Regions from separate parts of the Homo sapiens genome. Here region 1 is linked to region 2. The links are chromatin loops, found by intact Hi-C in ENCODE. Cell type or tissue: CD14-positive monocyte. All regions are shown on one strand. Each heading gives the region's core, and the rest is flanking DNA. Links, peaks and the distances in the headings are about the cores only. Region 1 has its middle 48 kb from the start of TODL. Region 2 holds the start of TODL (transcript overexpressed in dedifferentiated liposarcoma).

What was found. Peaks named below come from ENCODE experiments on the same cell type or tissue, not always from the same donor. Only the 100,000 strongest peaks of a DNase experiment are listed, where the experiment ranks them.
Region 1: it touches region 2 in a loop (3.0-fold over the local background); 5 of 110 quality-filtered maps call a loop at or near these places.

Annotation. Positions count from the first base shown.
Region 1 is chr12:69,047,989-69,063,539 of GRCh38, reverse strand. No RefSeq gene overlaps it. Among named protein-coding and RNA genes, the nearest start is that of TODL, 48 kb to the right of the region's middle. RefSeq lists an enhancer at 9,372-9,969. In CD14-positive monocyte, for the core only: no CTCF peak of the experiment used is centred there; DNase peaks (open chromatin) are centred at 3,859, 7,629, 8,079 and 10,349; H3K27ac peaks cover 3,028 bases.
Region 2 is chr12:69,001,990-69,017,540 of GRCh38, reverse strand. TODL (transcript overexpressed in dedifferentiated liposarcoma) reads right to left here and starts at 9,882. Exons shown (of 3, transcript XR_001749099.2): 1 at 9,805-9,882; 2 at 1,906-2,102. RefSeq lists an enhancer at 9,405-10,098. In CD14-positive monocyte, for the core only: no CTCF peak of the experiment used is centred there; DNase peaks (open chromatin) are centred at 8,790, 9,960 and 10,290; H3K4me3 peaks cover 2,190 bases; H3K27ac peaks cover 3,692 bases.

The DNA of each region.
Region 1 (15,551 bases), core at 2,678-10,677, 48 kb before region 2:
GATTATTTTTGGAAATGTAGATTGTTTCCAATTTTTTACTATTAAAAACAAAACTGTAATGAACATCCTTGAATAGTAAAATATTTGTGCACATCTACTGTTTTTTTTTAGGATAAATACTTAGAATTGCTGTATGAAAGAGTATAAATATTTTAAAGGCATGTGATACACCATGCCTAATTAACTCCAGAAAGATGTTTTAATGTTCAATTCTACCTTTCTGAGTTGGGCCCTGTTTTAGGTTGGCCAAACTTTGGAAATCATTCCCTTGTGCCATCTAGGCCTCACTTTGGTTACTTAAATCACAAGAAGGTAGAAAACTTAGGTTGCAGGAGACACAAGTTTCAGATAAGAAGAGAGAACCCAGTCAAAGGGTTTTCCTTGTCCCTTTATTTCCTACTTAAGACAGAGCTAAGCAGCATTCAGACATCCCCTCTGCTCTCTGCCAAAGTGACATAACGCTGAACATCTGAGAAGTCCAGGATTTCTGAACTGACTCAGTTCAGTTTGGACAAAAAGAAGGATAAAGAGGGTTTTGTCCACAAATCACAGCCAAGCTCAGTGGGGTGACAGTTTCTGGGCCCTTTGGTTACCTCGCCTTGGTCAGAAATGGTAGACCAAGGCGGCCTCTAGTCACAGTCCCTTTCCTCTTTTATTACAGACTCAATACCAATTGTCCTTCCTCATTTAAGACACTGTTTTCTAATGAAAACATTAAACAACATGCAAGCAAACTTTTTGGTTGAGAAGGAACTTCTCACAAGAATTCTGCAAACATTGCATGTTTCTTTTTTTAATTCTCTTTGTTCCAAATATTTAAATATTTTGTCTGCCTTCAGGGAAAAGGATTCACAGATCCTAGTAGAAAGTGCTTACTTCTACCTTCTGAAAACAGGAAATAATAGGGACTAGCACATATACAGTACCTACTCTGTGCTAGCAGTGTCATAAACACTTTATGCCAATTTATTCACTTTATCTTTGTAATAGCCTGCTCTTGTAGATATTATTGTTGACATTTTTATCTCCATTATACAGATGAAGTAATAGAGGCACAAGAAGTTAAATAATTTACAACTAGTACATGGCAAAGCCGAAAGCGCAGCTTGGCTTAGGGATCAAGCTCAACAGCATTACACCTGTGGGCTCCTGACTCCCTCTGTGATCCTGGCTGAGATCTTGCCTCACAGGCCCTTTATTTTTCATTCACAGCAAAATAGACAGACATGACTGGAAAGGGTCCCTTTCAGTTATTGTAGTGGCTCCTGGATTATCTTCCTACCTTTGTCCATATCTTTCCTTCCTAATCCCTATTCCCTTTTCTTCTTTGTCCAATTTTATCTATTTAACACCATTTCTCTTCTGCCTTCATCTGGCTATGGTTTTTGGTTCTCTCACCCATGCTTAAAACCTATGAAATCAGTGTGGCTCAGAGTGGCTCAATCCCTTTCCCTACCTCTCAGCCCAGTTTTCAGGCTGACAGTGGTTACTCTACATTTGAATTGCAGTAACACTTAATTATAACTGTGACAGCAGCAGGTATGACATGCAGAAGACAATACATAGAATTGATTTAGTAAACATATGTATACACCTATGAAAAGTATTTCCATTATTCGAGTAGACAAAAGAAATACTTTTACTTGGAAGCTTAAGGGCAGCAGGGAACAGAACCATGCCTTCTGTAGCTGGCATGTTTATATCAAGGTTGTTTATGAGAATTTGTCATGTGCTTGCTTGCCATTCCTCCAAGGCACACAGTGTAAGCTCTCTTTTGCAAATGGGACTCTTGAGAGTGAAGAGGTAAGGTGAGCTGATTCCAGTGGGTCTGAGGCAAGGCCAGATGTGTACCAGTGCTCCATCCTGCTGGTTCAGATGCTGATCCAGAGGCCTGTGCTCTCTGATTCCCTTGCTATTGATGTCATATGATATAATGAACCAGAAAATCTAGGCCTGAAGATTAACATCTTCCTCTTTGGAAAGAAATCTTCCTCTTTGCCAATGACAAGGCCAAGATATGGGTTATAAATTCCTGTAAGAAAGAAACATCAGCCGGCTTAAAAGGAAAAATCACCCACCCCACCTACATTTATCAGTGATAGCTGATAGGACTATCAGATACTGAAGAAGTGAAAAGGCAGGTCTCACCCACACCCTATGCAGTGACTCTCTGCAATCTTTTAAATGTGCTGGTGGTTTCACACAAGGTATCCAATCTGCCCCGAATGCCCCTCAGTTTGTATGTCATTTTCTTTTCTTATAAACCATTCTGTCTTTTTTCTCTCCCCCCCCAACACTCTGTATATACATATACCTATATTGTACACATGTATGCATATGTATACATGCATAGATGTAATCACACCTTTTAAGCTATATTTTTCCCTTTTTTTCTTAGCTCACCCTTTCTTCTTTCTTCCCCTTCTTCTCACATGAGCCGCTCTCCAAAGGAAACCATGTTGTTTACATGACTGTTTCTTCCATAGTTTTACCAATGCTCATCTAATGCTATTTAAATAAATATGTAAACACACAAATGCATTTTCACACATACATTTTATACAGGTGCATGCCATTCTTTTTTTTTACAAAGATGAGATCATATTATATGTACTTTTTTTTTTTTTTTTAAATGAGTGTTGCCCTGTCTGTTGTCCAGGCTGAAGTATAGTGGTGCAATCTTAGCTCACTGCAACTTCCGCCTCCCAGGTTCAAGCGATTCTCCTGCCTCAGCCTCACGAGTAGCTGGGATTACAGGTGCTTGCCACCATGCTCAGCTAATTTTTGTATTTTTAGTAGAGATGAGGTTTCACCATGTTGACCAGGCTGGTCTCGAACTCCTGACCTCAAGCAATCCGCCTGCCTGGGCCTTCCAAAGTGTTGGGATTGCAGGCGTGAGCCATCGCACCCAGACTGTATGTACTTCTAGCCAATTTAAAATAAATCTTTGTATAAAATGATGTTGATACTAATTTTTCAGCATTATTTGAATTAAAATATTTTTTCCAGGTAAGTAAATTCTAGTATCAACAATATTGTACCTTGTACCTGTTCTGTCCAAAACTTCTTGTATGATATGAGGTTTTTGGGGTTTTGTGAGTTTTGTTTGTTTTGCTTTGTTCTGAGAGAGGGTCTCCCTCTGTCACTCAGGCTGGAGTGCAGTGGCTCAATCTCAGCTCACTACACCTCTACCTCCTGGGCTCAAGTGATCCTCCCATCTCAGCCTCCTGAGTAGCTGGGACCGCAGGCACACGCCACCAAGCCTAGCTAATTTTTAAGCTTTTTCTAGACACGGGGTCTTGCTATGTTGCCCAGGCTGGTGTGGAATTCCTGGACTCAAGTGATCGTCCCACCTCAGCCTCCCAAAGCTGGGGTTACAGGTGTGAGCCACTGTGCCTGGCATGATATGAGTTTTTAATATTATATAAACACATGTCTATCTTTGTATTTATTTATTTATTTATTGAGACAGGGTTTCACTCACATCACCCAGGCTGGTGGAGTGCAGTGGCATGCTCTTAGCTCACTACAACCTCTGCTTCAAGGGCTCAAGCAATCCTCCTTCCTCAGCCTCCCAAGTAACTGGGGCTATAGGCAGGCACCACCAGGCCTGGCTAATTTTTGTATTTTTAGTAGAGGTGGTGTTTCACCATGTTGCCCGGGCTGGTCTCAAACTCCTGACTTCAAGTGATCCATCTGCCTCCGCCTCCCAAAGAGTTGGGATTACAGGTGTGGGCCACCGTGCCCGGCCTATCTTTTCTATTATAGCTTCTTGAGTTTCCTCTTTATCTTCTTCTCTCATCTAATCCTTCTGACTCACACTTACTCAACTTCCCAGAATCAACTCAAACTCAGAAGTCACCTCTTAAGTATCAACTTCCCTGACTCACCCTTCCTTCCATCCCAGGCAGGGTTAATTCTCTTTCCTCTGTGCAAACCTCCTTAGCACACATTGAATTGTTCTTGTCTGAGTTTGTCAGCCCCACTGATTACAAGCTTCTAGAAGGCAGACTCAGTATCCTATTCACCTTTACCAAATCCAGCAGCAAACAGAGTGCTTTAAATGCCACTACTCGATATTTCATTGACAAATTACATATTTCAATGTTTTTATGTAAATTTTTATTTTATACCTAGTGTAAATGATTTAATCAGTGCTTCCAAAAAGCAAGCTGAAAGCAAAAGATTAGGTTAACTTGATATTCCTGAATGAGATGACAAGAGTGTATACATGTGATGCTTAGTGGATCTTTTAGGGGGGAAAAAAGCATTTATTCATTTTACCATAGACTCTGAATTACTACACAGAGGGAGACAAGTCAAGAACCAGTGCAATATTTGTCCTGTGCCTGACTTGTTTCACTTAACACATTGTCCTCCAGATTTATCCATATTCTCACAAACGACAGGACTTTGTTTTTTATGACCAAATAGTATTCCATCATATGTATATAACACATTTAAAAAATCCATTCATTTGTTGATGAACACTTAGGTTGATTCCATATCTTGGCTATTGTGAATAGTGCTGTAATAAATATGAGAGTACAGATATCGCTTTGACATACTGATTTCATTTCCTTTGTATATATACCCAGCAGTGGTATTGCTGAATCACGTGGTACTTCTATTTTTAATTCTTGGAAACTCCATACTGTTTTCCATAATGGCTGTACTAATTTACTTTTCCACCAACAGTGTATAAGAATTCCCCTTTCTCCACACATAAGGACAAATACTGCATGATCTCACTCATAGGTGGAATATAAAAAAATGGATCTCATAGAAGTAGATAGTAGAATGGTGGTTATCAGAGGCTGGGGAGAGTAAGGAGGAGAGGGGGATGGGGACAGGCTGTCAACAGGTACAAAGGTACAGGTCCATTGGATGGATACTGCTGGTGTTCCAGGGTACAGTAGGGTGACTATAGTCAACAATAGCGTATTGTATACTTCCAAGTTGCTAGAAGAGAGAATTTTGAATGTTCTTACCACAAAGGAATAAAAAGTGTTTGAGGTGATGTCTATGCTCATTATCCTGATTTGATCATTACACAATGTATAATATATGTATCAAAACATGACATTCTACCCCATAAATATGTACAGGTATTATGTGTCAATTAGAAATAAAATAATCATTTTTAAAATGAATTAATGTGCATTTTTGTAGACATTAAGTCTTTATCAAAAAATTAAATGCCTGAATGTATGATGTGCATGTTTCCAACAATATAAAGTGATTGATACTGATACTCACCGTCCTAAGATGGCCACCATTATGTAGATGCTCTATGGCTTTAGAATTTTAATTTGCTGTCAGAAAGTATTCTGTTGGGTAAAATTTCCTATGGAGTTATCAGATCTTCTTACTTTCTTATTTTCGTCTTTTGTCTACTTCAAATGATTATTGAGGAGAAAAGCTTAGGAATGTAGATATTAAAATGATAGCCTTGACTTTGCCTAATTCTTTTTTTTTTTTTAATTTTCGGACAGGGTCTTGCTCTGTCACTTAGGCTGGAGTGCAGTGATGCAATTACTGCTCACTGCAGCTTCCATCTCCTTGGCTCAAGCCATCCTCCTGCCTCAGCTGCCAGAGTAGCTGGAAGTACAGGCTCAGACCACCACACTTGGCCAATTTTTTTTTTTTAATTTTTAGTAGACATGAGGTCTCCCTGTTTTGCCTGGGCTCAAATGATCCTCCTGCCCCAGCCCCCTAACGTGCTGGGATTACAGGCGTGAGCCACTGTGCCTGGTCTACTTCTTTATCAAAAGGTTTTTTTTTCCCCTTAACAGAACCAGTCACCTTGAAAACTATTGGAATAAAATTATTGTGATTATCTTAAAACCTAGTGTTTGTTCCTGTTTCTGTAACATTTACTATTTGGAAGGCAATAGTAAACTTCAATTTATCTTAAAGTTAAATTTGGCTTAAACCAACATGTAGTTCCTGGAAGATGATAGATACTTAATAAATATTTATTGGATGAAGAACTGATGAATTGTGGTAACTGACAACCTCATTTCTAACTCTGTTAACTCATATATTTGCAGCTGTTTTAAAATACACTCACTATTTTCTAACTTGTTGCTTTAAAAAAAGTTAATCCCCAAAAAGGGCATTTGGCAGAAAGTAATATTGCCCAAGGACCCCAACAGGAAACCTATGTTTGGAGTCTTGCCTCCTTGGCAATTTAGGACCAAAAGCAACTTCTAGTAACAAGCTTATGGAAGCACTCTTTTGAGCGTTGGCTCATACAAATATTTTGTGGTTTTGGTGTCAAGTATAAACAAACTAAAAAACTAAAAATAAATCTAAAAGTAGACCTTTCTTCAGAATTTGACTTGGGAATATGGATCTTACTCTATATGTTACTGGGCAAATAATAAGTATACTAAGGAAGGTATGGAATTTGATATGGACTGCAATGCTAAAAAACACAAAATGACTTAAATCTTCCATCACCACTCAAGCCATTTGGAAGGTAAATCAGAGAATAGAATTTTCTTAAAGAACTTATTAAACAATGTATCAATTCTTTAGCAATAAATAAAAAATAAAAAGCATTGCACAATCTTCCCTTCTTCAGCCAACATTCCACTCTCCCAACGTCTGGGAAACTGGACAGGGAGGAAGCAGACTGCTTCTAATTACCCTGTGGCAGCCAAAGATGGCTTCAACTTTTAAGGTATGAGAATATTAAAAATAGTAAATGTTTTTACAAACCTCTCACAGATATTTAGCTTGAAAAATAAATAAAAACATTCAGCTCTAGTTTTCTTATTTTGCCCTTGGCATCACTTCCCAAGTATTTGATCCTGATGGAAAATTGTGATTTTATTGATGGCCCCCATCAGGATTCTGTAACTCTTCCTTGGGTACTGGAGAAAGAAACAGGTCCTACTGGTGGACCTCACAGTCCAGTGGCTCAATCACAGGGCATTCGGAGGAAGAACAATCTGGCTCTCAGAGGCACCCAACACAAGTGACATTCACTACAACTAATGTTCAGGTGGTAAGACTGCAAAGATGAATCCAAGGCAGAGACAACCTTCCAGAACTCTCTTCCCTTCCAGAGTCTGGTCTCCATTCTCCTGGACCAGGGACTTGCTTCTATTAAAATAAGTCTTGTAATTTCCAGAACAATGAATTCAGACCATGTCAAATTTGTTTCTTTTTTAAGCTAGGGAACTCTAATGAGCCTTCCTCCAAGATTTCCTAGGTCTGAGGAAACTGTGCCTCCTTCAGGGTCTCCAGGAGGAGCACTTCTTACTAAAACTTAGCAGGCAGAAACATTGGAAATGGTTCAAGAGGCAACTGGAGCAGCCATTTCTCTGGTATGTGACGACTGTGGCCCATAGCAGGGACAGCCTCAACTCCAGAATCCTTTAATCTATATCCGTTCTAAGAAGGTAAACCTAATGTGATCAGACTCCAGGGACCCAGCCTCATGTTCAAAGGGCTCCCATGTAGAGTCAGAACATATTTATTGAGCACCTACTTAGTGCCAGGCATTGTGCCAGGCTCTGGAAACACAGTCACGTGCAAGATGGGTTTTTGTCCTCAGAGATCTCACAGTCTAAGAAAAGGAAGCAGGTTCTTACAACAGTGATTATGAAAGTGCTAAGTGCCTCAGGACCACGTGAGAGGGAGCACCCAGGAATAGAGCTGCATCCTACTCTTTTCTCTATTTCTTTCAGAGAAGTTGCCCTTTGATTGGGCAATATTGGTATTCCAGCCTGTGGACATAGGAAGACGGCAAATAGGAAATGATGGTCAATTATATTCAATGTCATCCACATACATTTCGCTCCTCAGCACTGCCTTTGCTGCAGTAACAGACTTTTTCACTTTGGGAAAGTAGGCAGAGTCCAATGTCACTCAATAATCCAGTGACCGGCACTCTTCCTGGTGGCAGGCCTTCTCAAACACCCCTCAATTCTGAGGATGTAAACAGTCAAAAGGCCAGGGGATGTGGCCAAATGTAATATTGTGTTAATGTGAGACTTACAAAGCCTCAGTCCTCATGTGTGTCATCATCTGGACTGTGCATTTTGAACTCTGGATGCTTCTGATTGTGAGCCAAAAAGAGCCACTTAGGAACGTCAACTGTCCATAGAGGGGACTTTCCATTTGATTTTGGTCTTTGTGAGCAATGATTAAGTCTTGCTCCATCTTCCATTGTCTTCCATACAACACAGCCTTAGTTTAAGTTCTTCCAAAGCAGACCTTGAGATGTGGATTCATGGGCAAGGGATGTATAGAGAAAGTGGCCTGTGAGGAGGCCGGGGTGGGGCAGGGGGGAGTTTGAGAAGCAGGACAGGGATGAGAAGGATCTGAGCGAAGGCACGATATCAGGCAAAGTCCCAGCTCCCGCCTGCTCCTGCAGGAGAGCAGCTCAGGAGAATGAATTATGCCTTAGAGCTTGTCCCAACTGGAGGCCAGGCAGTTGGTCTTTCATACATCCACACCAATCACTCATTGACTAAGGGCCACCCCAAGGAAACATACATTCCTAGGTATGCAGACAGTTTTCTGTGTGTGGGAAAAATGGCTCTGGTACCCTAGGGCAGGGCTCAAGGTGAGTTGCCGTTGCAGGCCATTTAGAAGTACAGGCACACAGAAGTCCAACAGGAGCACAGACTCCTACAGGGGATCCAAGGAGATCTGGGCAGAACACAGCGTTGCTGCACCCACCAGCATGCTGCATGCTCTCTCTGCCTGGTAAACACGCTTCTCATTGACAACTGGGAGGGTTACTTATAGCCAGAAAGAAGTGATAAAGACATATTAAAAGATTTTTTATGATATATACCATACATGTCATACTTTTTAAGCGATACATGTAAGTTTTAGAAGAAAAGAGGATTCCAGTTTATTTTACTGACACTATCAGATTAGGTGTCAGGAAAGGTGATTGCTACCTCTGTTGCTATCGCTAACCAGCTGTGTGACCTTTGACAACACAATTTGTTGCAATTCAGTAACCGTTTACAGATCTCCTGTGTTTCTGGGCTGCAACTCACAGTACCTACAATGGTGTCTTTCAGTGTACAGGCTAAAAACAGATGAGGCTCCAGTACATAAGTGCATGAAGAGCAGTGGAAACGTGCAAGAGAAAAGTAAACCAGAGAAGGAAATCTTGGTGGGAGGGATTTAGGAGAGGAGTTTTGGAGGAAGTTACATATGAGCTGGGTCTCAGAGGGTGAGCGGGGTGTTGATACGTAGAAAGAGGGAGAATGTTCCCAACCGAGCAAAGGCAAGGAGGTGAGAAAGGAGCATATCAGGCTATTCAAGTCGACCGACCAGAGCAACCTTGTAGGGGTCATTTGGAAAAACAACCTGGGAAAAGAACTTCAGGGTCAGATTTTGGGGCCTTGAATATCCAGTTGGGATGTTTATATTTAAGATGTTAAGTCAAAAACTAAAAGTTTTTGAGAAAGAGAACTATATGGTTTAAACTCACTCTTGGTCATTTCCTCAAGGCCACGCACAGTGGTGGAGTGTCTAGGAGGGTCAGAGAGGAGGGTCTCCCACATCAGCCCGTGTCGAACCATCTGCCATGACTACCCAGGCCATGGGAAGAAACTGAAATCTTGTGCCACATTGTTCTCTCCAGAGGTGAGCTTCTCCATGGGGTCATAGTGCTGTCTGCCTCGTGGCCTTGTACTGTGGCCAGTTTAATCCAGTATAGATGTTTTATTAACATCTCAAAGAAGGAAGGGGCTTGGCATTCCTAACCTTCTCCTTTGAATCTCCTTGGCTTTTGTGCCAGTTTGCAATTTATTTGCAGCAACATCTGGGCCCTTTGCTAAAAGGGGCTAAGCAGATGGATCTTCCTAAGACAAAGATCTGTCAGTGCAAGGTAACTGGATATCTCCACAGCAAGAAAGAGGAATAATACTGATTAAAATACAGTTCAATGTCTACTTTTCATGGCAGTTTCACTTAAAAGAAATGGGAGAGAAAAATGAACGTTCCCCCACGTTGGGCACCATGTGCTGCATATAGTTGAGCCACCTAGAAATTTTCCAATGTGCAGTGATTTATGTCAATACTGGGAAAATTTAAACTCCAGGACAGACTTACCACAACTAACTAGGAGTTAGACACCTAAGAAGCTAGCAGGAAAGCAAGTCCTCCAGGCCGTCCATGCTGAATGAGCTGGAAAAAATCAAAGCTGCTTCACATTAAGGGTTGCCTAGCCTCAAAACAGATCTGTAAGGACCTCACACGGCACAAATCACATGCAGTGATTTGGTGGCAGTTCATACACAGCACCTATTATGGTGGCAACCCCTCTGCCATCGGTTGAAATTCTTGACCCAGATGCCAGACATACTGAGTCACCTGGAATCCCCCTGCCCTCCACACCTCCCACTGCTGGCTGCATAAATATGTATGTGTGGTTACGAGAGCTGATTTAAGTAATTTGCCTCTAGCGGGTGGTTTGTACCACATGTAGGAGAAAACAATCTACCAACATGTATAAAATTAACCTTTTAAATTCTGTCTGGGGACAAAAAGGATTTTGTCTGTTTGTTGATCTATTCTTTACTTGGAAATGAATGACATAACAGAGAAACTGGTAAAACTGTACTGTTTGCCTTTCAGATTATTTCTGGCAGGTAACCTTGCCTTCACTGGATGGAACATAGCAGCAATGTGAAATTTTAAACCTTTTGAAAAATACAAGGTCATAAACATAAGAGAAAGTCTGAAATTTGCAGTTGGAGTCTGGCTCCAAAAGAGGTTTGCAAAACATCAAAGATGACAAAGCTCTGAGTCGCAGGACATTCTTGGCCTCACTGATGAAAAACAGCTTGTATAGCACGCATGTTTTGCCACATTTTCTACTCTTTTGCATCCTCGACTATTGTTTATGAGTAAAACCCCCAAACTTAGCCTGAAATATAAAAACCTTGAAAATCCGACCCAAATCCATTTTCTAGCTTTCACTTCCACCTCACCCTCCTTAAAATCAACACCCCAATTTCATAGGATTATCCATTGTTCTTTGTATATAACATAGTCTCGCACCTCAATATTGTTCACGGGATGTTTTCTCTATTCAAGAGGCTCTTGCTATCTTCTTAACCTGACAAAACTCAGCTCAAAAGTCGTCTTTTACCAAAGGCTTTAAAACAGATCACTCCCGTTTTTGTGCACCTATAACACTTAGCACTTAATTAAAAAACTTTTTTTTGGCCGGGCGCGGTGGCTCATGCCTGTAATCCCAGCGCTTTGGGAGGCTGAGGCGGGTGGATCACGAGGTCAGGAGATTGAGACCCATCCTGGCTAACCCGGTGAAACCCCGTCTCTATTAAAAAAAAAATACAGAAAATTAGCCGGGCATGGTGGCAGGCACCTGTAGTCCCAGCTACTCAGGAGGCTGGGGCAGGAGAATGACATGAACCCAGGAGGCAGAGCTTGCAGTGAGCCGAGATTGCACTATTGCACTCCAGCCTGGGCAACAGAGCAAGACTCTGTCTCAGAAAAAAAAATTATTTCCTAGGTTTTAGGGAACAGGTGGTATTTGGTTACATGAGTAAGTTTATTGGCGGTGATTTGTGAGATTTTTGTGCACCCATCACCTGCACAGTACACACTGAACCCTATTTGCAGTCTTTTATTCCTCAACCCTTTTCCACCCTTTTCCCACTGAGTCTCCAAAGTCTATTGTGTCATTCTTATGCCTTTGCATCCTCATAGCTTAGCTCCCACTTATGAGTGAGAACATACAATGTTTGGTTTTCCGTTCTTGAACTATTTCACTTAAAATAATAGTTTCCAATCCCATCCAGGTTGCTGTGAATGCCATTAATTCATTCCCTTTTATGGCTGAGTAGTATTCCATCGTGTATATATATGCCACAGTTTCTTTATCACTCACTGATTGATGGACATTTGGATTGGTTCCATGATTTTGCAGTTGTGAGTTGTGCTGCTATAAACATGTGTGCACAAGTATCTTTTTCATATAATGACTTCTTTTCCTCTGGGTAGATACACAGTAGTGGGATTGCTGGGTCAAATGGTAGTTCTACTTTTAGTTCTTTAAGGAATGTTCACACTATTTTCCATAGTGGTTGTACTAGTTTACATTCCCACCCACAGTGTAGAAAATGTAACCTGTTCATCGCATCCATGTCAATATCTATTTTTTTTTATTAAGGCCATTTTTTGCAGGAGTAAGGTGGTACTGCATTGTGGTTTTGATTTGCGTTTCCCTGATCATTAGTGATGTTGAGCATTTTTTCATGTGTTTGTTGGCCATTTGTATATCTTCTTTTGAGAATTGTCTATTCATGTCCTTAGCCCACTTTTTGATGGGACTGTTTGTTTTTTTCTTGCTAATTTGTTTAAGTTCATTGTAGATTCCGGATATTAGTCCTTTGTCAGATGTATAGATTGTGAAGATGTTTTCCCACTCTGTGGGTTGTCTGTTTACTCTGCTGACTGTTCCTTTTGCCATGCAAAAACTCTTCAGTTTAATTAAGTCCCAGACATTTATCTTTGTTTTTATTGCATTTGCTTTTGGGTTCTTGGTCATGAAATCCTTGCCTAAGCCAATGTCTAGAAGGTTTTTTTCAATGTTATCTTCTAGAATTTTTATAGTTTCAGGTCTTAGATTTAAGTCCTTGATCCGTCTTGAGTTGGTTTTTGTATAAACTGAGAGGTGAGGATCCAGTTCCATTCTCCTACATGTGGCTTGCCAATGATCCCAGGACCATTTGTTGAATAGGGTGTTCTTTCCCCACTTTATGTTTTTGTTTGCTTTGTTGAAGATCAGTTGGCTATAAGTATTTGGGTTTATTTCTGGGTTCTCTATTCTGTTCCATTGGTCTATGTGCCTATTTTTATATCATGACCATGCTCTTTTGATGACTATGGCCTTATAGTATAGTTTGAAATCAGGTAATGTGATGCCTTCAGATTTGTTCCTTTTGCTTAGTCTTGCTTTGGCTATGTGGGCTCTTTTTTGGTTCCATATGAATTTTAGAATTTTTTTTTCCAGTTCTGTGAAGAATGATGGTGGTATTTTAATGGGAATTGCATTGAATTTGTAGATTGCTTTTGGCAGTATGGTCATTTTCACAATATTGATTCTACCCATCTGTGAGTATGGGATGTGTTTCCATTTGTTTGTGTCATCTATGATTTCTTTCAGTAGTGTTTTGTAGTTTTCCTTGCAGAGGTCTTTCACCTCCTCAGTTAGGTATATTCCTAAGTATTTTATTTTTTGCAGTTATTGTAAAAGGAGTTTGATTTGATTCTCAGCTTGGTTGCTGTTGGTGTACAGGAGAGCTACTGATTTGTGTACATTAATTTTGTACCTGGAAAATTTGCTGAATTATTTTATCAGTTATAGGAGCTTTTTAGAGGAGTCTAGGGTTTTTTATATATACAATCATAGCATCAGCAAACAGTGACAGTTTGACTTCCTCTTTACCAATTTAGATGCCTTTTATTTCTTTCTCTTGTGTAATTGCTCTGGCTAAGACTTCCAGCACTATGTTGAATTAGAAGTGGTGAAAGTGGACATCCTTGCCTTGTTCCAGTTCTCAGAGGAAATGCTTTCAACTTTTCCCCATTCAGTGTTATGTTGGCTGTGGGTTTGTCATAGATGGCTTTTATTATACTGAGGTATGTCCCTTGTACGCCGATTTTGCTGAGAGTTTTAATCTGAAAGGATGCTGGATTTTGTCAAATGTTTCTTCTGCATCTATTGAGGTGATCAGGTATACTATTTTATCACATGGTATTGTGATTATTTGCTCACTCATCTATTGCTATCTCCTCTATGAGATTTGAGCTCCTTCAGGGAAAAACACTATCTGTTTCTCTACATCTGCCCTGAGCCTAACAATGCCTGAAACATAGGATCTACTCAACAAATGTATGTTGGTCAGTGTTATTGAAGATCAATAACTTGCTGAGCAGCACATTCTTTCCTGAACAGAAGCAAAGCACCCAATACCAGGCTTAGCTGTCTCGGTTCCAAGACCAACCATGCAGTTACCCAGGAGGATATGAAGATAATGACACAGAATCAAGTGAATTTTGATGTGCAGTTTGCTATGATCTTATGCCTTCGTTGGAGAACCTGGGTTTTGGCCTTGATCCTGGAACAATTCTCTCAACTCATCACTAGACCCACATTTTAATCTTGTGTGTCCAAGTTTCTATTTTGGTAATATGCTGGTCCAAGGATTACCAAAAGTAAGGTTTCTCTCCTTTTCTAGGCAAGACTATATTTTGATTCCTTTTCTGGCAATGTAATGGAAATTTCAAAACATTAGGAAGCTAGTCAAAAAGTTTCACCCTTAAGAGGTGGAGCTTGCAGTGAGCGGAGATCGCGCCACTGCACTCCAGCCTGGGTGACAGAGCGAGACTCCGTCTCAAAAAAAAAAAAGTTTCGCCCTTAATTCTCTATTAAACACAATGTTAGGAGCATCAGTACCTGTATTGTGTCTAGCCCTTGACCTAAAGGTGAGATTCTTCAAGTATCTAAACCATTCCAGGTGGAGGCTTTGACTAGAGCCACAGGGTAAGTGGAATGATGGGGCATGGGGTCTGTGGAGGGAGTTGTGATGGCTCTAAATCATTGCTGCAAATTTTTTGACACTCCTCCCATCTAGAAGTGGCATCTAAGTCCCCACTCCTTGAATCTAGGTGGACATAGAGAGTATGGTGGAAGTGATGCCATGTGATTTCTAGGGCTAGATCATAAAAGATCATGCAGCTTCCTCCTTATTTACTGGAAGACTACTCTTGGAACCCTGAACTTCATGTAAGAATCTAGGTTGAACCATGCTATGAACTGAATGTTTGTGTTGCCCCCAAAATTCATATGTTGAAACCCAATCCCTAATGGAATGGTATTTGGAGATGGGACCTTTGGAAGGTGATTAGGTCCTGAGGGCAGAGCCCTCATGAATGGGATTAGTGCCCTTATGAAAGAGACCCTGGAGAGATCCTTTGCCCCCCTCTACCACATGAGGTTACAGTGAAAATATGGCTACCTCTGAACCAGGAAGCAGACCTCTATCAGACACTGAATCTGCTGGTAGGTTGATCTTCGTCTTCCCAGTCTCCAGATCTGTGAGAAATACCGTTTATGAGACACCTGAGTCTAGGGTAGTTTGTTATAGCAGCCTGAATGGACTAAGACACACCATCAGCAGAGCCACGTCGCCAACAGAACTGCTGTTGCCTCCATGATCTAAAAAGCCACTGGCTCTTAAATCATGTCACCACTGTCACAATTGGGAGTCCACCACAATCAGGAAGTCACTATGATCTGGTGACTGTTCCAGTCTCAGCATTATATTACCTTGCTGCAATCTGCACCAGCAAAGTGAACGCCCTGGACCCCACCTCTGATCACCTGCAACCAAGAGCTCTGTGGCCATGGTTATGAGCAGAAAGAGCAGGAGGGGAAGATGTTATGGCCCCTGGTTTGCTTTCATTTTTGTTTTTTTAGCATTCCAGGCTTTGTAGCATAAAAAAGCACGCTTAAAGTGGAATGGATGTTGAGTGCAAATCTG
Region 2 (15,551 bases), core at 4,541-12,540:
CAGGTTTCTCCTTCTGGTCTGAGGATGATCTCAAAGTTTAAAGAGACAGCAAAGAAGAAGCACACACCCTGAGCGGCAGGGAGTCCTTCGTGGACCAGGTCTACAGCTTTACATACCCTGAATGTCGTCCTCTTCCAAGTGTGCCCTCCCTGTCCCTCAACCCCACGAAACAGGGCAGTTCTCCAGAACCGTCCTTTTAGACTCACCCACAAAACAAGAACACCTTCTTTACACATTTCTGTGTTTTCTGGTTTTGTTTTTGTTTTTATTTATTTATTTTTGAGGTAGAGTTTCGCTCTGTTGCCTAGGCTGCAGTGCAGTGGTGCAATCTTGGCTCACTGCAACCTCTGCCTGCAGGGCTCAAGCAATCCTCCCACTTTGGCCTCCCTAGTAGCTGGAACTATAGGCAAGCACCACCATGCCCGGCTAAATTTTTGTATTTTTCGTAGCGATGGGGTTTCGCTATGTTGCCTGGGCTGATCTTGAACTCCTGAGCTCAAGCAATCTGCCTGCCTTGGCCTCCCAAAGTGCTGGGATTACAGGCATGAGCCACCGTGCCTGGCCCTGTTTTCTGGTTTTCATACAATGTGCATAGATTATAGTGAGGGGGGGGAGAGCTATTTTTATTTGAACACACACACACACACACAAATTTACAAGACAATAATCCTAGTTTTGTAAGTGTGTGTGTGTGTATGTGTGTGTGTATAAAAAAGACATTGGTAAGGTGGTCATTGCCAGTGATAGGATTATAGGTGAATTGAATGGTTTCTTTGCCTTTTCATCATTTTCTACTTTTTTACAAAGATAAATTAATAAACAAAAACATATATTATGCATGAGGTATCCACATTTTTTTTATTATTTCATGGTACCTCAATTATCCACCAAATTATAAGGAAATCACGAGTGAGAAGCATTAAAATCAGATTGACTTGTCTGGGGTCTAGAAATACATTAAATAATCCTAAAAATACATATCACAGCTGCAAAAATAAAGGCATAAAAAGGCTGAGGCTCTGGATCCAAAGTGTGGCTGTGCATCTGTAGTTTCCAGTGCATGGAACAGCACCTGACACACAGACAGTGCTCAGTCATGAAGGGAGCTCTCTGACCCATCTCTATTCCTCAGAAGTCTCTAGTACTCCGTGTGTAAATTCGGCTGTCTGTTTAGTTCAATTTGGTGGGCCTCTAGACAAAGAAGCCTCTCTCCCTCTTTCTTCAATCATGCAGTACTTTGCAGACTAGAGGAAGCTCAGAAAGGCCTCATTTTTGAAAGGAGTGACAGAAACAATACACTTTATGCTCAAACAGACCTGGCTCCAAATCTTGGCTTCCCGTTTTCAATTGAGGTCTGCTGTTTATGGACGTCTACACATATCTGCATTCAAAAGTACTATGTGCAGAGGAGAGCCAGACTTTCACTGCCTTTATCAAGCTGTCCACCTGGAAGCCGCTGTTTCTACTTCGTCAATGGAGGTTGTACTCATTCAACAGGGTCGCCTGGGGCACTAAATGAGACAATGAGCACAAATTGCCTAGATGCCTGGGTTATGATTATTATTAATTGCTGCTGAACTGGATTTAAAGACAAATGACTGTTGTATAATGTTTTCTGAAATCTACTTTAAATCAACAAACATTGTATGAACCCCTATGGGTACAAGGCATTGCACCAGGCAGGGAGTTTTAGGATTAGGAAGACGTATAAATCTGTTCCCAGGCTCTTAAAAATCACTACCCATATCTTTACAAAGGTAATCATGTTTTCCTTGGCAACACCAGTTTGAACATAAAGTTAGTCAAAGTTATAATCCTAGAGCTATTCTTCCTACATCCTGTCTTATCCATCCAATTATAGGAACCTCAGCTCTTTTGAAATTCCACCTAAGTTCAATGCATCACCTTTGCTGGCCAAGGCATCTTGTCAGTCACGGCGTGAAGCTCCACTCTTCTGCTGGCAGAAACAGACCTCATGATAGCAAATGGCATCTGCGTGTCCTTCTTCTTGGTCTAGTTGCTGCAAGACCCTCTCGCTGCACCATCTGTTCCTCGGCTGGAGCTTGAGCCACACAAGGCCGCAGTTCCCAAACAAATGCCTCCTTGGGGTGAAGAAAACGAGAATGAGTGAGGTACAGTGGCCATTCTCTTCCAACAGCTTCTAGAGCTGCTGATAGAACTGTTTTGGTTTTTACCATCCTGTCTCCCCAGGTCCCTCTCAACAGTCCCTGATGAAGAAAATCTGATAAGCAGTACAGTCCCTGTAAGCAGTATAGTCCCTGTTTTACTCCGGCTTGACTACATCAGCTCTCCTCCCTCAACCTGAGTTCTTTTGCCCTGAGGCTCCCTTGGTCTTTCCTACTGACCCTCTCCTGAAGGAAATTCCCCCACCAGACTTTCAGATATGCCTCCATGTGACAGATTCCTAGCCCTTAGCCCCGCTACTGCACAAGAAACTAAAATACAGGCAGACCATAATCCATGCTCTATTTTAAATTATATCTCTGATGTTATAGATTGACTGCTTATTTAATTGGAAACCTATGGGATTCACTCACTTTCCTTGTTTCTCTCTTTTTTTTAAACAACTAAACAGTTTGAGAGACACAAAAATTAAATTGTGGTGATTAATTATGGAATTAGTGTTTTTAACATTTATCCCTAAAAGTAACATTGAAACAATCTGATGCAATTTTGAAATTAGTAATTCAATCCTCTAGAATTGATTTAAGGCTTAAAAAACTCTAAACCTTTAACTCAAATCTAAGTCATGCATCACTTAACGATGGGCATACATACTGAGAAATGTGTCATTAGGCAATTTCATCCTTGTGCAAAAATCATAGAGTGGACTCACACAAGCCTAGATGGTATAGCCTACTTAGCCTATGTTAGTGGAAAAACCGAGCTCTGTAAAATATTTTAAAGAGGTTTATTCTGAGCCAATATGCATGACCATAGTCTGGGGAAATGTGCAAACCCAAGAAGCCTTCACTAAGTGGTCCCAAGACAGCTAGGTCACAACTCTGTTTCATACATTTTAGGGAAGCAGAAGTTACAGGTAGTCATAAAATCAAAATATATGGGGGTCATGCATTTGTTTGGCCCCCCAAAAGTGGGATACCTTGAAGTGGGAGGCGGGGGCTTACAGGTCATAGATGGATTTAGAGATTCTTTAATTTGCAGTTGGTTAAAGGAGTAAAGCTTTGTCTAAAAACTTAGAAGAAAGGAATGTTTGAAGTTGAGATAAGGAAGTCTGTTAACCAATACAGAGTGAGCTATAAGGGGTGTGTGACTTAACCCTTGTCCGGTATGGCCTTAGGTCCTGTTTATAATGTGGTGTCTTATTGTCACAAAGAGACTGTTTTGTTCATCTTATGATCTCTATTCTAACATTAATGCTGGTCAATTGTGCCTAAACTGCAAAAGAGAGGGGACATAACAAGACATGTCTAACCTCCCTTCCCATCATGGCTGGGAATTCAATTTTTGAGGTTTCCTGGGGTCTCCTTGGCCAAGAGAGTGTCTGTTCAGTTAGTAGGGGCTTAGCATTTTATTTTTAGTCTATAGCTATATGCTTTAGCCTATTGCTCCTAGGTTACAAATGTGCATGGCATGTTACTGTACTGAATACTGGATACAGCTGTAACACAATGATTACATATTTGTGTATCTAAACATACCTAAACATAAGGTAATTTGTTGTGCTACGACATTATGATGGCTACAACGTCACTAGGCAATAGAAATTCTTTAGCTCCATTATAATCTTATGTGGTCCATCATTGACTGGACCGTCACAATGCAGCACATAACTGTAATGTGATTTTAAGAATTTTCACTTTTTGGTCACCCCTTCAGAACACCTTATAGTGTATAAATTGGTAAAGAAAAAATTATTCTGACACTTGTTAAAATGGTAATATAGGGGAGAGAAAGTAATATCTTTTCCTTACCCATTGCAAGATTTATGGCTGACATCCCTATAACGAAAGATGGATTAACAAGAGAAAAGCACAACAAATTTATTTCATCAAAGTTTTTAGGTGACACAAGAGCCTTCAGAAATGAAGACTCAATGACCCAAGGGAAACTGTATTTTTATGGACGGTTATGCAGAAGTGTGATTAGAGGACAAAGGGTATGACCTGTGTATTAGTCTATTTTGCCTTACTACAAAAGAATACCTGAGACTGGGTAATTTATAAAGAAAAGAGGTTTATTTGGCCCTCTTCTGCAGACTCTATAAGAAGGATGGTGCCAGCATCTGCATCTGGTGAGGTCCTCAGGAAGCTTACAATCATGGCGGAAGGCAAAGGCAGAGCAGGCGTGTCACATGGCGAGAGAAGGAGCCAGAGAGGGGGAGGAGGTGCCAGGCTCTTAAATAATCAACTCTTGTATGAACTGATAGAGTGAGAACTCACTCATTACCATAATGACAGCACCACGCCATTTATGAGGGATCTGCCCCCATGACCCAAACACCTCCCACTAGGCCCCACCTCCAACAGTGGGGATCACATTTCAGCATGAGATTTGGAAGGGACAAATATCCAAACCTCATCAATCTGTTAAAGAAAATTGATGGGAGGCCATTGTTTTGGACTGAGTTCCTGCACCAAAAAACAGTAGATTCACAGCAACCAATTACACAGGGCCCAGTTTACTTCAGCCAGCATGATAAGAAAGTCCCCTCTGTTTTAAGCCTATAAGAAAAGTAACTTTATGATGACCAATCCAGTTTTTGCTCCTTGCTTCTCCTTTCTTCTGCCTTTTTTGCCTATAAAGCCCATCTCCTCTGCTCAGCTCATCTTCAGATGGAATACTGCTCAATTTATGAGTTGATAATCAAAGTCAATGAGATCTTTAAACTACACATGTTGAAATTTTGTTTGTTTGACAGATCTAATGGTAATAAACTTGGGGTAACTTAGCAAGGCCTGTTTGTTCAGAATCTTCTGCCTGGCTATAGGGCAGATCCCCCTCTGGAATGAAGGTCTTATGACCCACTTTCAGGGGAGGTAGATCAGAGAACTCTTTCTATGGCCTCAGGGGAAAAAGGTGGAGAAGGTCAGAGTGTGATCTTTCTGCTTCTGCTGTCTTCTCAGTTTCCAAGGTGCCATATTTTGGGGTATGGTGTTGTGAGCCCCAACAGTAAGGAAGACTTTATTCAAAACTGCAATAGGAGAGAGAGATCAGGCTCAACAAAGATAGCTGGGGATTTATAGCCAAGGGGCAGAGTGAGGGGTCAGTGGATAGAAAAGTAAAAATAGGGGACATTTGGGGTAGGAGGGTTCTTGCTGAAGGCAGGCCAGAGTGGTCAGATATCAAGGGTGGAGAGATTCTTGCTAAACTGACTTAGTGTGATTCTTGCTACAACTAGGCTAGACAGGCCAAAGTCAGGATGGATGCCAAGTTCTTTGAAGCTTCACTGAAAAAGGGGCTCAGGGGAGCCTGACTAAAGTTTGGTCAAAGAGAGAGTCTTTGTCACATCGTCGTCTGTTTTAAATCTGACTCTTGAAACTGAACAGTGCAACACAGACAGAGTCTGACCAGTGCAGGATAGAGAACAGATATGTCCTTTCTGGAGATGTATGCTAAATTTCTCTAGCATGTTGACATCGGACTGCTGTGCAGCCATGAAGCCCCATTATGGATTGGCTCGTGTGATATTGTGAAAGTGAACTATATACTTGCTCTTCATCCCCATTTCCTGGCATAGAACTCCTAAAATTTTGGAATCTTCAAAGCAATAAGTATCTTTCTACGCTAATGAGATGACTGGTGGCTGGCAGCCCCTAGGGAGCTTCAGGATGGGGCCTAGTCACCAGAAAAACCAAGGCAGGATTAGAGGGTTCAGACTTTAGCCCCACCATTCAACTTCCAGGGTTTAGTCAATCATGCCTACATAATGAAACTTCCATAAAAGTCCAAAAGGACTGGGTTCAGAGAACTTCCAGATAGCTGAACATATGGAGGTTCCTGGATAATGGAACATCTAGAGAAGGTCTGGACGTTCCGTGAATCTTCCCACGTGCCTTGCCCCATGCATGTCTTCATCTGTGTCCTTTACAATAAATGAAAAAATGTTGAGTAAAGTGTTTTCCTGCGTTCTGGGAGCTACTTTAGCAAATTAATCAAATCCAAGGAGAGCATCGTAAGAGCCCCAACTTGAAGCCGGTCAGTCAGAAGGACAGGTCAAACAGTCTGGAGCGTGTGATTGGCATCACAAGTGGAGGACAGTCTTGTGGGACTGAGCGCTCAACTCTGAGTTCTGATGGTATCTCCAGGTAGACAGTGTTAGAGCCGAATTATAAGACACATAGCTGGCATTCACTGCAGAACTGATTGGTTGTTGGTGGGGAGAAATCCCTACATACTGGTCAGTGACCAGAGGTCACAGAAGTCTTCTGTGTTGATTGTTGGTGAGGGAGAGAAGAGAAAAAGCACTTGATTTTTATTCCTATATTCTCAGAGCTTGTAATTAAGATTGCAGACAGCTAAAACATCAGGTCCTTTCTCCTAAGAACGCTCTCTTTCCAATTTATCCATCATACAACCCAAGTTACTTTCCCCAGATAGACCTGAGCAACCACCAATTGCCTGCTAAATAAAATCCATCCATCTTAACAGAGCACATTAACCTATCACAACAAGTCCTATTAGTTTGAGCAAATTCTCCCAAATTTGAGAACATCAAGGTCTAACCCAAACCATCTCCCTGAAATAGTGACTTGGGGAGGAGTGGGACCTGAGATTGCTTAATGAGGGGTGGGGCTTCTACCTAAGACCCCAGCAACATCAGGGCATAGATCCCAAGAGCCGTGTCCTGGAGGGCTATTGAGGTCAACACCAGCAAAGCGAGTCTAGAGGTGACCAGGGGGACTGAACACAGAGGAGAAGATTGAACACCAGCTCCCAACTAAAGAGGTTTCACGGAATGGGTGAGGTGGGAGGGAGAGAAGCCAAGAGTATCTGTCAAAGCAGGCAGGGGGTAGGTCAGGGGCTTGGGACAAATTCTGGAGTTGGGATTTGGCTCCTACAATGGATTCCCTTCATTATTTAAGTATGACTCTGCATGCCAGGGACAGGCTCGATCACAGGTGCTACAAAAGTCCTGACAGAATGAGAAATTTTCAGTTTTTGAGACTGTAAGGCTGGGAATTTGACTTAGAACAGGAAGAGTAAGTAGGTTTTGTCTCCTGTGTCACCTCTGATAGATCACTGGTTGCTTGAATCACTAAGTTGAGAAGGATTCTGAAGATGCATGTAAACTCCATGGGAAAGTATGTCCAAATGGACCAGTGACATCCGTCAATAGTGTGGGGCAAAATGAGAGGTGGCCTGGGAGCCATGTATCGCTACCCCTGTCACGACGCTGCCACAGAAAAGTCCCTCCCCAAGGATCAGCTGGCATTTCTATACCTGCTGCCACATGCCCCTAGATTTCCAGTACCTTGCATATTCATCTCCAATGTAAGTTTTATTTCATATTCCTCAGTTATTCTCATGCTCTTATGCATATTTATTTCTTAGATAACTTGGTCCAAAACTACCCAGCTTTTTTTTTTGTTTGTGGCACTCTCAGAGTCTCAGTAAATTTTTCAGTGCCCCGTCCCTAAACCAAAAGAAACGCCTACCAGAGCTATTTGTTAATTAGGTCTAAGCAACTTGATAAATATTTATGACCTAACAACTTAGTCTGAAAAACTGTATATAAAAATTGAAATAAAATAATTTTATTTCATTCTTAAATAATTAAAGTTACCTATTAATGGGATGCATTTTCCTGTTGAACACTGCATAACTTCTGTCAAACTAAAAGGAAGACGCTGAGGCACAAAATATAATTTAAAGAGTTTACTTGAGTGAAAGTGAGGACAGCTGCCCCAGAGATTCAGACCCTAGGAACCTGGAATACAAGCTTCCTTTGGACTTTGTTAATAAGCAGGTTTTTAAAGGCAAAAAAAAAAAAAAAAAAAAAGGAACAGGGAGTAAGCTGATACAAAGTTATTTATCAGGAATTCTCATTAGTTTACAGAAATAACATTGATTAGTGATAGGCTATACATTGTTCAGCTATAGGGTATGGGTTGTATTGTCTGATGCAACATTATTAGGTTAATTTATAGATACTTGTAGCAATAGCAAGCAATTTCAAGAGATGAATATGTAGCTCAAAGGAGGCGATAGAATGTGATTGCTGTTTGATTTTAATGTCTCTCTGGGCTTGGTAATTTAAAAGGATTTGGATTCCTCAGATAAAAGTTCTTCTCGCCTCTTCTCTTCTCTTAGCTGCTGCTGCTTCTTATTCTTCTTCTTCTTCCTCTTCTTCTTCTTCTCCTTCTGCTTCTTTATCTTCTTCTTTCCTCTCTCTTTCTCTCTCTCTTTTTCTCTCTCTCTCATTTCTTTGTTTTGTTTTGAAACAGGGTCTTGCTCTGCTGAAATGCAGTGGCATGATTATAGCCCACTGCAGCCTCCAACTCCTGGGCTCAAGCCATCCTCCCACCTCAGCCTCCAGAGTAGCCGGGACTACCACTGTACACCACTACACTCAGCTAATTTTTATTTTTATTTTTGTAGAGACAAGGTCTTCCTCTGTGTTTCCCAGGCTGGTCCCAGATTCCCAGGTTCAAGCAATCTTCCTGCCACGATCTCCCAAAATGCTAGGATTACTGGAGTAAGCCTCCATGCCCAGCCTCTTTTCTCACTTCTCAAGCCTTGGAATTAGACTGGACACCACCACCCTCATTTCCTGTTTCATGTTTCTGCACGTAGTGCCACAGGATAGGCACAGTAGACCCAGCTTCACAAGTAATATGACATAATCAAAAGAAATGTTGAAATGTTGCACAATCTAATGGTGACGCTGTCAACTACCGTGAGCTAATAGTTTGTGTGGTACCTGAATGGGTGTCAGGTATCACTGTGCTTTCCTTACAATTCTAAAATATCCAGTGGCACCCCAGGGCACCTTGGTACACAGCCTGGAAACCATGGGCTTGGAAGGCACTTCATCCATTTCATATTAGTACCTGTTTTCTCTAAAAATAAAAAACCACTTTATATTTTCCTACTGGACATAGTCCCTCTATTAATGAAGCATCCTCCATGAGAAAAATACAAAAAGGCCATTAAAAGTTCAATGAAAGTTATGAAAAAAAGAAAAAAAAATGAACTCAGGAAGTCTTCGAAAATGAGACAAGGCACCATGATCTTACTAAATCATCCAACATATGTCAAAATGTGTAATAAAACACATTTTTCCTTTGAATGCTAGCCAACTTCTGTTGTTTGCTTTGATTGACAGCTTGGATAGACTGGAACAGCAGGGAGCTGGTGAAACTACACTCCCAGGACAAAACAGGTTTCTACATTTTGTTTTGTTTTGTTTTGTTTTGTTTTGAATTCTTTGAAAACCAAGGAAGAAAGGAGAGGGAGCAGGACAAAGAGAAGAAGGCAAGAAGAGATCATCGCTGTCCTCACTTACACAGCTATTTTTTCCATTCAATTATACATTCGGCAAATATTTATATTCTCTTGCCTAGAGGCAATCATATTTGCATCAAATACTTGAATGCAGGATGTTAAAGAAACAACAGGCTGGTCAGAGTCCGGGCTACAAAGGCTTACAAGATCCTTAGGCTTGCACTAAGCACCTTTCCTCTGCTGCCTTCTGCCCCCGCTTTGGTGAGGTGACATTGTCCAGGCCTGCTCAATTCTTTCCTTTGTTGCACCCTAAGCACCTTCGCACCCCAATCTCTAGGTCCAGCAGGACCAGAACAAGGGAAAACAAAGCCTCACCGCAGGACAGTGTAGTTCAGGGCATGCAGAGCTCTTAAATCTTCAGTCATTCAGAAAGAAGGGACTGTTGCTCTTCACCCAGGAAGAATCTTAATTATCCAAATGCATAGGGGCCCTCATGGGTGGTTCCTTAAAATCTATGTGAGTCATACAATCAAAAAAAAGAAAAAGCAGATCCTGAAATCCGTGAGTAATAGAGCACAGTTTCAGAAGCAGGGGTACATTTTTTTTGCATTTGCTTCCAGATTTCTGAACTTAGGTTTCACTCTATAGAAATCTGAGCTGGTGGTAAAAGGAGTAAAAATGAATGTGTTATGAGCCCCTTGGTTCATAATGGGCATTTTCTTGTTGCCTCGCCACGGAACAAGGAGCAGCAGTAAGATCTTGTTCTCATCTCACAAAGCAGCTGCGCTGACACTTCAAGCAGCTGGCTCTAATGTCAGCAACTGACGTTTACCGTTGATCATTTCACCAGCTAAGTTAAACACACCAGGCTTGCTCATAAGTGCTGGCCATGAAGAAAGTGCTCGGAAGGCAAACAGCCAGTGAAAAATCCAGCCCCTCAGCACACACAGGAGAAAGTTTCCCTTTTTATAAACTATCTAAAAAGGGGAAAAGGGAGAGGCATCATACTTTAAATTATGAATTAGCTATTTCATGCTGCAGCCAAAGCACTTCTCTGTTGGAGTGAGCATATCCCTGTAATGGCTTTTTAAAGGATGTTTGCAAAGTTAAAAGTCTACAATATGAAAGATTTAACTCATTTGCACCATCATTAAGGAATGAATTACAGTCATGACATTTAAGAGTTGACTGTGTTGTTGTTATATGACAAAGAAACATCCTTTGAGCATTTCCCCAGAGCCTAGGCAGGATCTGAATTTCAGGAACCAACAAGGACCAAGTAAGTGCAATTACTGAAGGTATATAAAATCAAAACACCTGCCCCAAAACTTTGGTTTGACTTTAGGAGCTGTAAATTTCCAAAGCCAAACTGAAAAAAAGAATTGCTAGCCCCAACCACATCATTAAATGAGCCTAGCAATGAGGCACTTGGAGGAATCACAACCGTAAACCAAAAGTATCTGCGACAGATCTCAAAGAACTTAGAGATTTTTTTGGCTAAGGTTAAGGATGCACCCATGATACAGCCTCCTGTGACCTCCTGACGCAGGAGGTCCTGATGTGCCCAAGGTGGTTGAGCCACAACTTGGTTTTATACATTTTAGGGAGACATAAGGCAAGACATCAATCATCCCATGTAAAATGTACATTCATTCAGTCTAGAAAGGTGGGACAACTGGAAGCACCTGGAGATGGGGTGGCTGCTTCCAGGTCATAGGAGGATTTAAAGATTTTCTGGGCAATTAGTTGAAAGAGTAATTATCAATAGAAAGGACGGAAGGAATGTCTGGGTTATGATAAGGGGTTGTGGACACCAAAGATTTATCATGCAGATGAAGCCTCCAGGTAGCAGGCTTCAGAGAGCTTGTAAATGTTTCTTATCAGACTTAAAGAGTCTGTTCTGTCAGTAATTCCAAAAAGGAAGAGGGTATAATGAGGCATGTCTGGCTCCCACTTTCCATAATGGCCTGAACTTGTTTTTTCAGGTTAACTTTGGGATGCCCTTGCCGAGAGGAGGAGTCCATTCAGAGGGTTGGAGGGCTTAGAATTTTATTTTTGGGTTACACAACTCTACCATGGGAGAAAATTTGGAGGTGGACCTCAGACATCCAATGGAATCTAGTTTAGACCTGGGTAAGAAAGATAGTTTAGGAACAAGGAAAATGGAAAAATATAGGTTCCATGGCTTCAAATTCCACCAAAGAAGAGAAACAAGAAAGGAATACATAGAACATTTATAATCTAAACCATACAGAACTCTGATAGTGTCTGAAACGTTGTGGAGGAAGTCAGGAACCCCAGGTGTTTCTTTCAGGGCCAAATAGATCGTGACCCTGAGCAACTGCCCAGCTACAGACTGGGAAAGAAAGGGATGAGTGGAATCCTTGGATCTGGGGTCTCAAGTGCAGATTCTGCTAACAATAGCAATGATAGCAACGTGCAAATTTTTTCCTCCCTTATGGCCTTTGGGCTTGCTCTTCCTTCTACCTATAACCTCCCTGATCCTCATGTGCTGGCTAACTCTCCCCATTCACAACCCTGCCCGTGTCATAAGACTTTCCCACCCATCAGTCACTCTCGGCCACATCACTCTGCTCAAATTCCTTCACAACTCTTACTACCACCTGAATTTACCGTATTTATTATCCGTGTATTTGTTAATGGTCTGTCTCCCTAGTGGGGTAAGTGTTTAACAACTGGCTGTGGGAGAAAAGGAATGTTAGTAAATATATGTAGCACACAACTTCCAAGTAATAATCAACTATACAATACCCTTTATTGTAAATTCCATGTGGTCAGTTGAATCTCACTGAATGCCTTTGTTGATTTTTGCCAAACTCTTGTGTCTGTGACTGCAACTGTGGCTGCCGTTCAACCATGATTTGACAAATGGAGCTGCATCCCTATCTGCTAACTCTTTTCTCCATAAAAGTATTGCCATTTGATCTGATGTCATCTGCTGTTAAACTATTTCCCACCCTTGTACGAATTCTAGTCCCTAAATTGAAACCTCTTTCAGCTTCAGCCATGTTGTTTTCAACAATGCTAGCTATCATTTTTGTATAGTTGTAAGGACTGGAACAGTGTTTAATAAGAGCTTGCAAAATTTTTGAAAATATAACAATCTGCTTTCATGGGTCAACATGAGCCCTGTGCCTCTCCAGCTTGGATGGTAGTAAGTTTTATGAGAGGACAAAGGGCACCTGGCACATATCAAATATATACTGACTCTTACTTCATAAAAAACATACTAACATCAGTTGGGTGTGGTGTTTCACGCCTGTAATCCCAGCACTTTGGGAGGCCGAGGCAGGCAGATCACTTGAGGTCAGGAGTTCCAAATCAGCCTGGCCAACATGGTGAAACCCCATCTCTACTAAAAATACAAAAATTAGCTGGGCGTGCTGGCGTGCACTTGTAATCCCAGCTACAGGGAGGCTGAGGCAGGAGAATCACTTGAACCAGGTGGCGGAAGTTGCAGTGAGCCTAGATTGCGCCACTGCCCTCCAGCCTGGGCAACAGAGCAAGACTCCATCTCAAATAAATAAATAAATAAATAAATAAAAATAAATAAAGCCCACTAATTTAAAAAAAATACTAATCTTGGTTTTGATTCTCTTATATATACCATCATATACCTAATTCTTCATCTTCCCAGGATGGAAAAACTGGGAAAAGTGCTACCATCCTGGTCAACTAAGGTTGCCCATCTGCTAAGGATGGCAATTACCACCCTCATTATTAGAGGTTTCTAATGATCAAAAATTTTGGTCAGACATGAGATCTTCTCCCTGTCAGACTGTCTTTTTATAGACATTGTGTCACAGGTTCTGAAATGTTGAAAGGGTTTTGTTTCCTGACTCAGGCTACTTGATTCTGCCTATTCACAGAAGTCTGCAGCACCCACCGAGGCTGGCCACGTGATTGGATATGGCCTTTCTTTAGCTCTGCAGATATGTGGATATATTCATTTGCTAGGGCTGCAATAACAAATACCACAGTCTGGGTTGCTTGCACAACAGAAATTTATTGTCTCACAGCTCTGGAGACTAGAAGTCCAGGATCAAGGTCTTAGCCAATTTGGTTCCTTCTGGGGGCTATGAGAGAGACACTGTTCCATGCCTCTCCTAGCTTCTGGTGGTTGGCTGGTTTGCTGGCCATCTTTGGCATTCCTTGGCTGGTAGACGCATCACCCTGATCTCTGTTTTTATGTTCACGTGGTGTTCTTCCCCTGTTCATGTCTCTGTCTAAATTTTCCCCTTTTATAAAGACAACAGGTATTTAGGGACCCACCTTGCCCCAATATGACCTCATCTTAACTAATTACATCTGCAATGATCTTATCCATTCTGAGGTACAAGGGTTTAGGACTTCAACATATGAATTTTTAGGTGACACAAAGTAACCCAATTTGATAGTAGATGTTTTTATTTGCTTGCTTAACTTTATTTTTTAATCTTTTAATTTTTCTTTGAGACAGGTCTTGCTCTGTCACCCATGCTGGAGGACACTGGCACAATCATGGCTTACTGCCTCCTCAACCTCCCCTGTCCAAGCCATCTTCTCATCCCAGCCTCCTGAGTAGCTGGGACCACAGGCATGCACCACCACAACCAGCTAATTTTTTGATTTTTTGTAGAGACGAGGTCTTGCTATGTTGCCCAGGCTGACCTTGAACTCCTCGGCTCAAGGGGTCCTCCTGCCTTGGCCTCCCAAAGTGCTGGGATTACAGGCATGAGCCACCATGCTCGGCTATTTGTTTAACTTTAACGACCTCTGAACTAGATGAGATTCTAAGAAGATAAGTGAATGTATTTTCTATCTAATAACTAAAAAATGTTAAACTTTATGGGATCTTGCATTCTTTCATAGCTTTAGGACCTTGCAACTTTTAGAACTGTTTAAAGACGTCTCACATGGCTTTGTCTGTCTTACAGTGAGAACTTGGGAGGTCACTCCTTTGATAATCTGGTTTGAGTCAGCAGTGTGCAGTGCTAGATGACATGCCGACAGCATACCTTTTATTTCTGGTATCCACTCTGACATCTCTATTTGTTCCTTCCATACTTGCCCTAGAAATCCAATAAAAGAGTTCAGTGATTACATACTATAAATCAATTCTAAGGTGAGCATTTCCCTCTACACTTAAACGTTTCTGAAACCAGAATCTGTTTAGGAACTCTGGTATGCCAAAGTTTCATTAGCAACATTTTTTTTCTTTTAGGTGAGATATAAAATTATATGATCTTAATTAATGTTGTCTTAGTTCCAATACAGTATTGAGTACCTATGATATGCAGACAGTGCTAAACATCTGGAATGTAAAGAATAGTAATAGCAATAGACAAAGGTAAACAATACATTTCAGTATAGTGATCTTTGGAGACAAGTTTTTCTTCCAGTCTCCTGATTGTCACATAGCCCTTTTCAATTGTATTGATTTGTAATTATCAGTTTACCTGCCTGTCTTCTCCTCTAGCAACTCGAGGGTAAGTATCCTGTCTTAATCACCATTGTATTCCTGCTGCCCAGTACTGTGTGTGGCCTCATAGTCAACATTAAATGATTAAGTGAATGGATGGATTCCCTCAGCCCACATTGTGCTAGGAAGTCCTACTAAAGAAAATTTAGAATTTAGTTTTAATTACCAAGATATTAAGTCAAGTTTCATTGCCTACTCCAACAGGACTTTCAAGCAGTACTGCCCAGAATGCATACCATTAAATGGCATTTTTGCCTTAGTGGTTTTTGGTAAAAGTTGGAAAATCACGGTAATGTGTAAGGATTGTTCTGTGTTTGTACTGATTTCATGGTCAGCTGTCAGCTTGGCTACAATAGCATTCAGAAATGTGGGGATATGTAGAAATGTGGTGACATGAAGTCTTCCCCTTTTTCCAGGGAAGGATTCTGCCTCCTTGATGGTCCTGTTGTTGTCAAGTTCAGACAAAATTAAGTCTAGATGAGCTTTACCTTTTTATGATTATGATTATGATTATGATTATTTTGAGACAGAGTCTCACTCTGTTGCCCAGGCTGGAGTGCTATGGTGCGATCTCAGCTCACTGCAAGCTCCACCTCCAGGATTCAAGCGATTTTCCTGCCTCAGCCTCTGGAGTAGCAGG